Regions from separate parts of the Homo sapiens genome. Here all the other regions are linked to region 2. The links are chromatin contacts, found by Hi-C or POLR2A ChIA-PET in ENCODE. All regions are on one chromosome and are shown on one strand. Each heading gives the region's core, a stretch centred on a gene start or an enhancer-like site at or near the end of the contact. The rest is flanking DNA. Distances are from core to core; before and after follow the strand shown. Region 1 holds the start of USP9X (ubiquitin specific peptidase 9 X-linked). Region 2 holds the start of CHST7 (carbohydrate sulfotransferase 7). Region 3 holds the start of DDX3X (DEAD-box helicase 3 X-linked).

Region 1 (3,209 bases), core at 393-2,892, 5.5 Mb before region 2:
TAATTTGTGGTGAAAAATTTGTAAACAATCTTGTGCTAAATAGAGAAATGGTTTAAAAATTTAAGATACCAATAACTTGCTTTCACTGTCACCTACATTAGTTTGGTTCCATTTTTAACAGTCTTTTATTACAAACTGATATAATCATAGCATAACTAAATTCAACCCTCTTCTCTATAAAATAGATCTCGGTTTGTAGGGTTTTACTATGATTTTGCATGCCATTTGATGTCCACAGGTATTTTTTAAGTCAAAAGGAAATCTGTAAATTAGGAACTGTTAATTTCCTCTTCATTTGGGCATCCTAGGTAGACTGTACAGATTTGTTCCAAGCACCCCATTAATTTGAGATTAGCCTAAGTTTTTCCTATGCCCGCACTTTGGAATATAAACATGTAGAAAATAGTCCATGACACAGCGGATGGGTTCATAAGTTTCTTCCGGGTCCTAACACCGAATTGTGCTGATGATCTGGCAATGGAGGCTAATCTTGCCACATCAAGTACGGCCTATTCGCTAAGCCGTCTGGGGCACTTTATAATTTTTTTCTTTGCTGGTCTGTTTGAAGGGCTCCTATGGCCAAAAAGGTGGTCAGTCCCGTCAGCTAGGCTGTGAGGACGCCTAAACGCTTTGAGGACGCCTAAACGCTTTGAGGTAGTGATGATGCATGATCGTGTGAAAGAGTTTCTCAGAGCACCTCCCTCGCGGGGTGGGGAAAAGGACCTCACTCCCCACGCCCCCTCCTTCCGCTGCGGGAGATAGCCACACCTTCCCCCTATCGGCGCCAAGCAGGTGGCCAGGCCCTCGGGACCTCGCGCCCCCGCAGCCAGTGGCCCGGCCAGCTCGTGCGTCACGTGACGCGGGTCAGCTGCACCGCCGGGACCTCCAGGCACCGCGGCGGCGACCGCCCAGCGCGTGGTCTCGAGATCTCATCTTTCCGCGCCCCTCCCCCCACGGTCCCGGAAAAGGGGGAGGCCGGTGACGTCATCATCCGGGTTCTTGTCGGCGGGGCTACGGTTCACAATGGAACAAAAACAAGCGGCCCGAGTCAAACTATGAGCGACGCGGCTGCGGCTCACGCGATTAACCCTGTCGTGGCCACACACCCCGCCAGTCCCTGCCGCCCAGCCCCTCCCGAGTGGTGTGCCAGATCTTTTCGGGCCTCCCTTCCCCAACTTCGGTCCTAGAGCCACCTCTGCCCTCGTCCCGCTCCTGAGCCGAGGGGCATGGAACAGGATTTCTGGCCGTAGCACGACCCTGAAGGGGCCAGCCGGAAGAAACAGTACTGCGCGAACAATCTTTACCGCATTGTCTTCCCCTCCCCCACCCTAGCTCTCCGGGTTCCCGGCGGCTCGCGCCGAAGCCCGGCCCCCTCAGCGGCTCGCGCTGCTCTCCCAGCCTTGACGGCCCGGGGTGGAGGGAGAGAAGAGGGGGCAGCTGAGCGGGAGGGGGCTGGGCAGGAGCAGGGGGAGGGCCGAAAGGAGGGGCCTGAAAGGGGCGGGCCCTGACGGGGGCGGAGAACTTCGGGTCTTGGGCGGCTCTGGGGCTAGTGGGAGTCTGCGCCGCCGCCGCCGCCGCCACCGCTGCTGCCGCCGTCGCCGCTACCGCCGCCGCCACTGGCCGAGCGGTTTTTTTTTTTTTGGTTTGCCGGATCCGCCATATTGACGAGGACGGGCATCCGCGGCTGCGGACGCTAGTCTCCGCCGCCGCCGGAGCCGCAACCTCTCCGCACCCGGCCCCGTCAGGGCCTCTGTCGCGCCTAGCCCCTCCCCGCCTTACACAGCTCCCGGGCCTCGCGGGAGCCCGCCGCCGCCGCCTCTCTCTCACGGGAGGCGGCCGCCTTAGCGCCCGGTGCTTGGGTCGGCGCCGGGAGCGAGGAGCGAGCTACTTCAAAGCCACCAGGCCTGGAGCGGGGACAGAGGCGGCGACTAGGGGAAGGTGAAGCCGTCGCTGCAGGAGGAGGAGCAGGAGGAGGTGACGCAGGAGAAACGCACCGCCCGGAGCCCGTCTGAGCTCAGCGAGAGCCCCAGCCTGAGGGGAGAAGGGGAAGAGGGCCGTCGCCGGCCAAGGAGGAGGAGGAGGCGGGCGCGGCGAGGAGCGAGTTCCGGCGCCGGTGTGCAGCCTTTTGGTTGAGACGCCCGCAGCCCCGAGCCCGGCCGCCGCAGCCTTTCGATACACTTTGTTGCCGGTCACCCCCGGGCCTGGGATGCACCCAGGGTAGGTCTCGTCCCGGGACCGAGCCCCACCGTCGCCTGGTGCCTCCCGCCTCCGTGTGCCCTGGTTGTGAGAAGACGTCTGTGTCGTGCGGTGAGTGGCCAGCTGCACTGGGGCGACGCTCTTTCCCGGGGCCAACAGCTGGATGTGGGTGAGGGGAGGAGGGCGAGGGGGGTGTGCGTGTGTGCGAGCCTCTTCCCTCGGCGGCTGCCGGCCAGGCTGGGGCTTCCCCGTTCCCCCTCCTCCGGCCCGGGCTGGGCGGGCGCGCGGGCCCGTGTTGTGTGTGGAGCCGGTGTCCCGAGAGCGTGTCTGTGTGTTTTGGACTGTAAGGGAAAATGGCTGACGGCTCCGTCCCTCCCCCTCCTCCCCCTTCCCGTCCTGTCTGGGGCCGAGTAGGAGGATGGAGTCTCCGGGCGTGGCGGGCAGCCCCCCCGCCGTCCGCACCCGGGGGCCGGGTCGGTTTGGGGGCTGGCCGCCCCCCGCCCGGCGGCCGCTTTCCTACCCGGTCTGGTTCCACTTGACACCAAACGCCATTACTGAGGTGGAGTGATTTGGAGCTGGGGAGCTAGGCCTCGGCTACGCCTGGCTATCAGGCCTGACGACTTGTCCGCCTCCCCCCACCCTCCCGCGATAACCCGCAGTTTCTCCCCGGCCCTGGGCTCCTGGAGTGGGAGCTGGGTTATCGGCCTCCTACACCTCCTTCGCCCCGCTTTATTTGCAGAGGGCCAAAGCCGTGAAAGGGGTTTTTGAATGCAGAAATCGCTTCCAAGCTAGCTTGGACCTATTACCTTTCTATTTTTAACTGTTTCTGCAAATATTAGCATGTGCGAGTTTGGTAGTGATCAGGTCTTCAGATTCTTGTGACGTGAGGCTTAGGGTTGGATAAATGGCTGATTTTTCATTCATTGTGAAATAAGTTAAAGAGTTATACAGCAGGTGTGTAGATGGCTTCTTAAATTATTTGTGTGGATTTCTGTAGCGACTAGAACTTACAC
Region 2 (3,466 bases), core at 31-2,530:
GATGAGTAATGAAAAGGCAGAGGGCACGTGAGTTTAGCTTATTGGAGGGAGTGTTATTAAAATAATGGTATGGCATCTTTCAGCTGAATATGAAAAATTGAGAAGAAAGTGGGGGTGGTGGTCAAAAAGTGGAGGTTGGAGAATAGGGAAGATTTGAACAACTGGCTGGAAGAAGAGGGGAATTGTGGAAAGAAAACGAAATGCTTGAGTCAGTGGTTTCACAGGTGGAGTAGCTTCCGTGATGAAAAAGACCAGTGGAGAGCATTGCATATGTTCTCACTCTTCCAATTTGAACACCTTCCCCTGGTGGAGATAAGTAGATATGCTTTCTATGTTTTATTAACTTTACAACACCTTCCCCAAGCTGGTGAAAGGAAGCTCTCACTTCCTTATTCATTAGCCTGATGAAACAGAGCAAAATGTATCTTTTTTGGTTCTGTTTTGAATTTTAGTAACTCTAGTCTTCATCTGCCTGTTGGACTTCCTGTCTCTTTTTCATCTATCTTTGGGTACACATTTCTTCTTACGGGTCCTTTTAAACACCGAGCTCCTGAGAAAGGTCACCATTCTACCACTTTGATTCTGTAAATGTCTTTTGCTCATAGGTGTCAGAATAGGCTGGGTTATACTGTGGTAACAACCCCCAAATCTCGCAATCCCAGGAGGTACATGGGTACTAAGAATTATTCACATTTTACAAATGACCAAACTGGGCCCCAGAGTATTGGTAAAATGTGCAGAGCCCATCAGCTGGTGAAACCCTAAGGAACACAACACTTAGAATTTCACAAAGGCTAGACTTTATGAAATGTGCTGCGTGGATGCAGTAGTATCTCCAACCCCCCTGGACCGCTCTGCCACGTACAATCTTCTATCTTTCAGTCCGGAACTCAGTAACACCCACTCCAGGGCTGATGGGGGCGCTGGATGTATAGTGGCGAGTGTTTATCTGCCTAGGATAGCGATGGCTAGGCAGGGGACATAAAACAGAAGAGGCAGTGACCTTCTCCGGGTGGGGTCTATGGCCCTTTACTGGGTACATTCTGTACACACAGGCCCCTCCTTTGCCTGAAGTCATTGATGAAGACTTCATTACGGAGGGTTTGGGGAAAGGTGGGGGTCTGGCTGGGTAAGCCGGCGTCCCAGCCCCGCTACAGCCCCGCCCAGATCTGGCAGAGCCGTGGGCGAACCCAGGCGGGCAGAAAGGCGGGGCGGGCGGCTGCCAAGCCGGCCAATAGGCGGCTCTCCGGCTGCTAAGCCGAGAGGGCAGGGGCGCCGTCAGTAGCACCACCGCCTTCCAAGTTTCCCCTTGTGGATGCGCGGCCCCGCGGCTCTGCTCCTCCCGGCGCAGAGGGGCCGGGAGAGGCCACAGGAGCGGACCTGGCACGGGATTTCTGAGGAACGGGAGAAGACTGGCGCCCGACCCGCTCTGGAGGGTCGGTGAACGATGAAGGGCCGGCGGCGGCGACGCCGAGAGTACTGCAAGTTCGCGCTGCTGTTGGTGCTGTACACGCTGGTGCTGTTGCTCGTCCCCTCCGTATTGGACGGCGGCCGCGACGGGGACAAGGGCGCCGAGCACTGCCCCGGCCTGCAGCGCAGCCTGGGAGTGTGGAGCCTGGAGGCGGCGGCGGCCGGCGAACGCGAGCAGGGAGCGGAGGCGCGGGCCGCCGAGGAAGGGGGCGCGAACCAGTCTCCTCGGTTCCCAAGCAACCTCAGCGGCGCTGTCGGGGAGGCAGTGTCTCGCGAGAAGCAGCACATCTACGTGCATGCCACCTGGCGCACCGGCTCGTCCTTCCTGGGCGAACTCTTTAACCAGCACCCGGACGTTTTCTACTTGTATGAGCCCATGTGGCATCTATGGCAGGCGCTGTATCCGGGCGACGCCGAGAGCTTGCAGGGCGCGCTGCGCGACATGCTGCGTTCGCTCTTCCGCTGCGACTTCTCCGTGCTGCGGCTGTACGCGCCGCCGGGGGACCCCGCTGCGCGCGCCCCGGACACGGCCAATCTTACCACGGCCGCCCTCTTCCGCTGGCGGACTAACAAGGTCATCTGCTCGCCGCCACTGTGTCCTGGCGCACCCCGTGCCCGGGCCGAGGTGGGCCTCGTCGAGGACACCGCCTGCGAGCGCAGCTGCCCACCCGTGGCGATACGCGCCCTGGAGGCCGAGTGCCGAAAGTACCCGGTGGTGGTCATCAAGGACGTGCGCCTGCTCGATCTGGGCGTGCTGGTGCCCCTGTTGCGTGATCCAGGCCTCAACCTGAAGGTGGTGCAGCTTTTCCGCGACCCGAGGGCGGTGCACAACTCGCGCCTCAAGTCTAGGCAGGGACTGCTGCGCGAGAGCATCCAGGTGCTGCGCACCCGCCAGAGGGGCGACCGCTTCCACCGTGTGCTGCTGGCGCACGGCGTGGGTGCTCGCCCCGGGGGCCAGTCTCGCGCGCTGCCCGCCGCGCCGCGCGCCGATTTCTTCCTGACCGGTGCGCTCGAGGTGATCTGCGAAGCCTGGCTGCGCGATCTGCTTTTCGCGCGCGGCGCGCCCGCCTGGCTGCGGCGCCGCTACCTGAGGCTGCGCTATGAGGACCTGGTGCGGCAGCCACGCGCCCAGCTGCGCCGCCTGCTGCGCTTCTCCGGGCTACGCGCGCTCGCAGCGCTCGATGCCTTCGCGCTCAACATGACTCGCGGCGCGGCCTACGGCGCCGACCGGCCCTTCCACCTGTCAGCGCGCGACGCCCGGGAGGCGGTGCACGCCTGGCGCGAGCGCCTGAGCCGAGAGCAGGTGCGCCAGGTGGAGGCCGCCTGCGCTCCAGCCATGCGTCTGCTCGCCTACCCTCGCAGCGGAGAGGAGGGCGACGCGGAGCAGCCCAGGGAAGGGGAGACGCCGCTGGAGATGGATGCCGACGGCGCCACGTAGCCTCCCATCCCTGTCCCCGGCACGGATCCGGGTAAGGTGGCCCGGGGCAAGGCAGGGACCGGGACTGGTCTTCCGGGAGCCTGGAATGGCCTGGGGAGGGGGAAGTGTAGGGGGGAGGGTACCATGCTGGATCCCATTCTATCAGATCAGGTCCAAGAGGATGGGAAAGTCCTGCTCGTAGAATTTGGTAGATTCATCGGAATCTCCAGCTTAGCCTCGCGCCTCCTTAGAGGGAGATCCTGAGATGAGAGAGGATATTTAGGCGTGACTGAGGTGGAAGCCAGGTCTCTGCATTCCCATTCCCCTGTATGAAGTAGGAGGTTTCAGAGGGCTGAGGAGAGTAGAGAAGGTTTGAAACAGTCATAATGAGCCGTGAGACTGGGAATTGACATGTGGAGTATAGGATTTCGGAAACCATTTGAGGTTGATGATTATGGAGTTATCTTGATGCCAGTTTGTCCTGTGAGGAGACTTTGCAATGGTGTTTACAGGCACAGAGAAAGCCAAAAGCAGAGAGTTTGGTGGAAAGGCATTGATTCTAACCCTACCTATCCCTAA
Region 3 (3,085 bases), core at 428-2,927, 5.2 Mb before region 2:
GAGACCCAAAGCCGTTAAACAACTTGCCCCCGACAGTGTGATATTCTCTCCCTATCTCGTTCGAATTTCCGTCTCGATTTTAAAAATTGAGAAGGGAGAGAAGTTATGTGTATAGTAAATTATGTGATGAGCACGAACTATTTGAATTCTGGCAGCAGAAGACCTTTTGTGGGGGTGGTGGAAACCACTGCGTTTTATTTAATTTCGTAGGGCTGAGGGTCAGAAGAGAGGGGAAAGCGGTCATAAGAAACTACGGATGTGCGGGCGCCGGCTCAAAGCCGGGAATCCACTAGTAAACACCTTCTTCTATTTAAGGGCCTGCGGCACCGAAGCCGGGACTTGGGGTGGCCTGCCTAGGAGGGAACCACAGGAAGAGGTTCCACCGACGGTAGAAACCCGGTTCCTCCTGTTCCTCATCCACCGCAGCGGCCTGAGAGTCACCCCGAGCCCAGGCCGGTAACCCCGCTGCAGCCCCTCCGGCAGGCCCAGGTTGCACCGGCTACAAACATTCCCGACACCCTTGGGCCCTAGAAGAGCCGTTCGCCACCCGCGGGGTCCCCGCAACGCCGGTGGTCACCGGCCCTAAGCCGCTGGGCGCCCCGCGGGAGGAAACTAGGGGCAAATGTAGCCCGCATTCCTGCGGAGAGCCGGGGTCCCGGGAGGGCGCGCCAGCGGCGGTTCCGGATCAGCGCGTGTCTGTCTCATTGTTCCCTCACCGCGGGGGGCGGGGGCGGAGGCGCGCGCGCACACGTCGGGGGGTTGGCCAGGAGGGGCCATTGTGTGTTTCTAGGCGGCGCCCCCGCTGCCTAGGCAACCGCGCAGGAAGGTGTCCGGCCACCTGCGCGCGCCGCCGGCTCCCCTCCATTTCCCCCCGACTCCCGCCCCGGTCACCATCCTACCCTCCTCCCTCCTCCTTTCCCCTTACTCCGCTCCCCTCTTTTCCCTCCCTCTCCTCCCCTTCCCTCTGTTCTCTCCTCCTCTTCCCCTCCCCTCCCCCGTCCGGAGCACTCTATATTCAAGCCACCGTTTCCTGCTTCACAAAATGGCCACCGCACGCGACACCTACGGTCACGTGGCCTGCCGCCCTCTCAGTTTCGGGAATCTGCCTAGCTCCCACTAAGGGGAGGCTACCCGCGGAAGAGCGAGGGCAGATTAGACCGGAGAAATCCCACCACATCTCCAAGCCCGGGAACTGAGAGAGGAAGAAGAGTGAAGGCCAGTGTTAGGAAAAAAAAAACAAAAACAAAAAAAACGAAAAACGAAAGCTGAGTGCATAGAGTTGGAAAGGGGAGCGAATGCGTAAGGTTGGAAAGGGGGGCGAAGAGGCCTAGGTTAACATTTTCAGGCGTCTTAGCCGGTGGAAAGCGGGAGACGCAAGTTCTCGCGAGATCTCGAGAACTCCGAGGCTGAGACTAGGGTTTTAGCGGAGAGCACGGGAAGTGTAGCTCGAGAGAACTGGGACAGCATTTCGCACCCTAAGCTCCAAGGCAGGACTGCTAGGGGCGACAGGACTAAGTAGGAAATCCCTTGAGCTTAGACCTGAGGGAGCGCGCAGTAGCCGGGCAGAAGTCGCCGCGACAGGGAATTGCGGTGTGAGAGGGAGGGCACACGTTGTACGTGCTGACGTAGCCGGCTTTCCAGCGGGTATATTAGATCCGTGGCCGCGCGGTGCGCTCCAGAGCCGCAGTTCTCCCGTGAGAGGGCCTTCGCGGTGGAACAAACACTCGCTTAGCAGCGGAAGACTCCGAGTTCTCGGTACTCTTCAGGGATGAGTCATGTGGCAGTGGAAAATGCGCTCGGGCTGGACCAGCAGGTGAGCCGCAAGAACCCCACCGGGCTGGCTGCTGCGTGAATTCCTCCCCTGACCTAACCTGGCTAATGGCGCAGCGCTAACCGGCACCCTTACTTTTCATTTTCTGGGTGCCCCGGGCTGGCGGGTGTGAGTGCCCCGGGGCTATAGAGGGATAGGAATGTTGGTTGGGGCTGTCGCCCGGGCCCGGTCTCGGCCCGCTGTATTGTCCCCGGGACGAGCACAATGGCGGCTTTTGTGTGTGCGTGCGCAGGCGGGCGGAGGGGGAGGAAGTGCGCGCGCTCTCGCGGGGACGCGCATGCGCGAATCCCGACTGATTAGTGACCTGGGGGGGTTTGCGGGAGTGCGCAGCGCGGCGGGACGCGACTGGAGGCCCTTTTGGCTTGGAGGGCTTCGGCCTTCACGGCTGGCGCAGCCTGGATTCCCGTCCGGAGGACCTGGCGGCACCCGGTGTTTGCGTGCCTGCGAGCAAGGGGTAGAACGCGGCCCAGGAATGTGGGAGGGGGCGGCCTTCGCTCGGGGTAATGGCGGCGGCCTCTTTTGTGTGGTGCTGGGCGGCGCTGTGGCTCACCTCCGGGAGACGGCGGGTCTCGGGCGGGCGAAGGCCTGGAAAGGAGGATGGAATGGGTTTCTTGTTTTTTCCCGGGTTCCTTCCGCTGGCTTTTTCGCTTCAGCCCAGGTTCCGCAGGGTCCGGGGGCCCTGCGCCGCAGCCGGGGAGGCTGCGTTTCCGGAGTGGAAAGTTTTGTGACGCAGAAGATTGGGGAGGAGTGGGGGAGGGGTGGGGGCGGGGAGGGGAGGCAGGAATTGGCCGCTGCGCGCTGGGCCCTGGAGATAGAGGTTGGACGTGGCGGGGAGGTTAGGGAGCCAGCGAGGCCCTTTCTCCTCCTTGCTTGCCCCAGATTGTCCCTGTGTGGTATGTTAGCCGGGAGTCCCGCGTTGTTTTTCTGGGGTGGAGGGGTCATCGCGGGTTGTGGTAGTGTCTTCGTGTTAGTGACTGTGATCCAGGAATCCGCCATTGGAAAAACACCCGGCTTAGGGGGGAAGTAAACAGTTTTGTTGTTGACTTGTTGCTATCTGTGGAGTAGAATCTTGCAATGGGTCCCAGGCCCCCGGGTTTTTTCTCTTAGCCAGAATCCCCTCTTCTAAGGGTTTAGGGGCAGAGGAGAGAAAGATGTGTGATTTGAGAGGAGAAGGTTATGGACTTTGGTGGCAGGAAGTCTGCATCCCACCGCAACAGTGGCACCAGGCTTCAGATAAGCTCTTGTGTGGGTTAT

What was found. Hi-C counts contacts between places; a loop is a spot of excess contacts on that map. ChIA-PET counts read pairs that join two places held with the same protein, here RNA polymerase II (POLR2A). Pooled maps may share reads with other maps.
Region 1: a pooled map shows a loop between it and region 2 (17-fold over the local background). The contact joins the promoter of USP9X here to the promoter of CHST7 in region 2. A Hi-C loop is called at or near these places in 1 of 37 single-sample maps with no recorded cell type and 5 of 50 pooled maps. POLR2A ChIA-PET finds 5 or more read pairs at or near these places in 1 of 52 experiments (T-cell).
Region 3: a loop to region 2 is called in a pooled map, with 7 times the contacts of the local background. The contact joins the promoter of DDX3X here to the promoter of CHST7 in region 2. A Hi-C loop is called at or near these places in 1 of 37 single-sample maps with no recorded cell type and 6 of 50 pooled maps. POLR2A ChIA-PET finds 5 or more read pairs at or near these places in 1 of 52 experiments (activated B cell).

Annotation. Positions count from the first base shown.
Region 1 is chrX:41,083,803-41,087,011 of GRCh38, forward strand. It overlaps USP9X (ubiquitin specific peptidase 9 X-linked), which reads left to right and starts at 1,643. Exons shown (of 45, transcript NM_001039591.3): 1 at 1,643-2,307. RefSeq lists enhancers at 594-888, 638-1,177, 1,716-2,253 and silencers at 798-867, 1,298-1,677, 2,378-2,837.
Region 2 is chrX:46,572,485-46,575,950 of GRCh38, forward strand. It overlaps CHST7 (carbohydrate sulfotransferase 7), which reads left to right and starts at 1,281. Exons shown (of 2, transcript NM_019886.4): 1 at 1,281-2,939. The coding sequence starts at 1,448. The coding sequence ends at 2,908. RefSeq lists silencers at 2,299-2,348, 2,469-2,528.
Region 3 is chrX:41,332,485-41,335,569 of GRCh38, forward strand. It overlaps DDX3X (DEAD-box helicase 3 X-linked), which reads left to right and starts at 1,678. Exons shown (of 17, transcript NM_001356.5): 1 at 1,678-1,813. The coding sequence starts at 1,769. RefSeq lists a silencer at 499-988 and an enhancer at 1,079-1,308.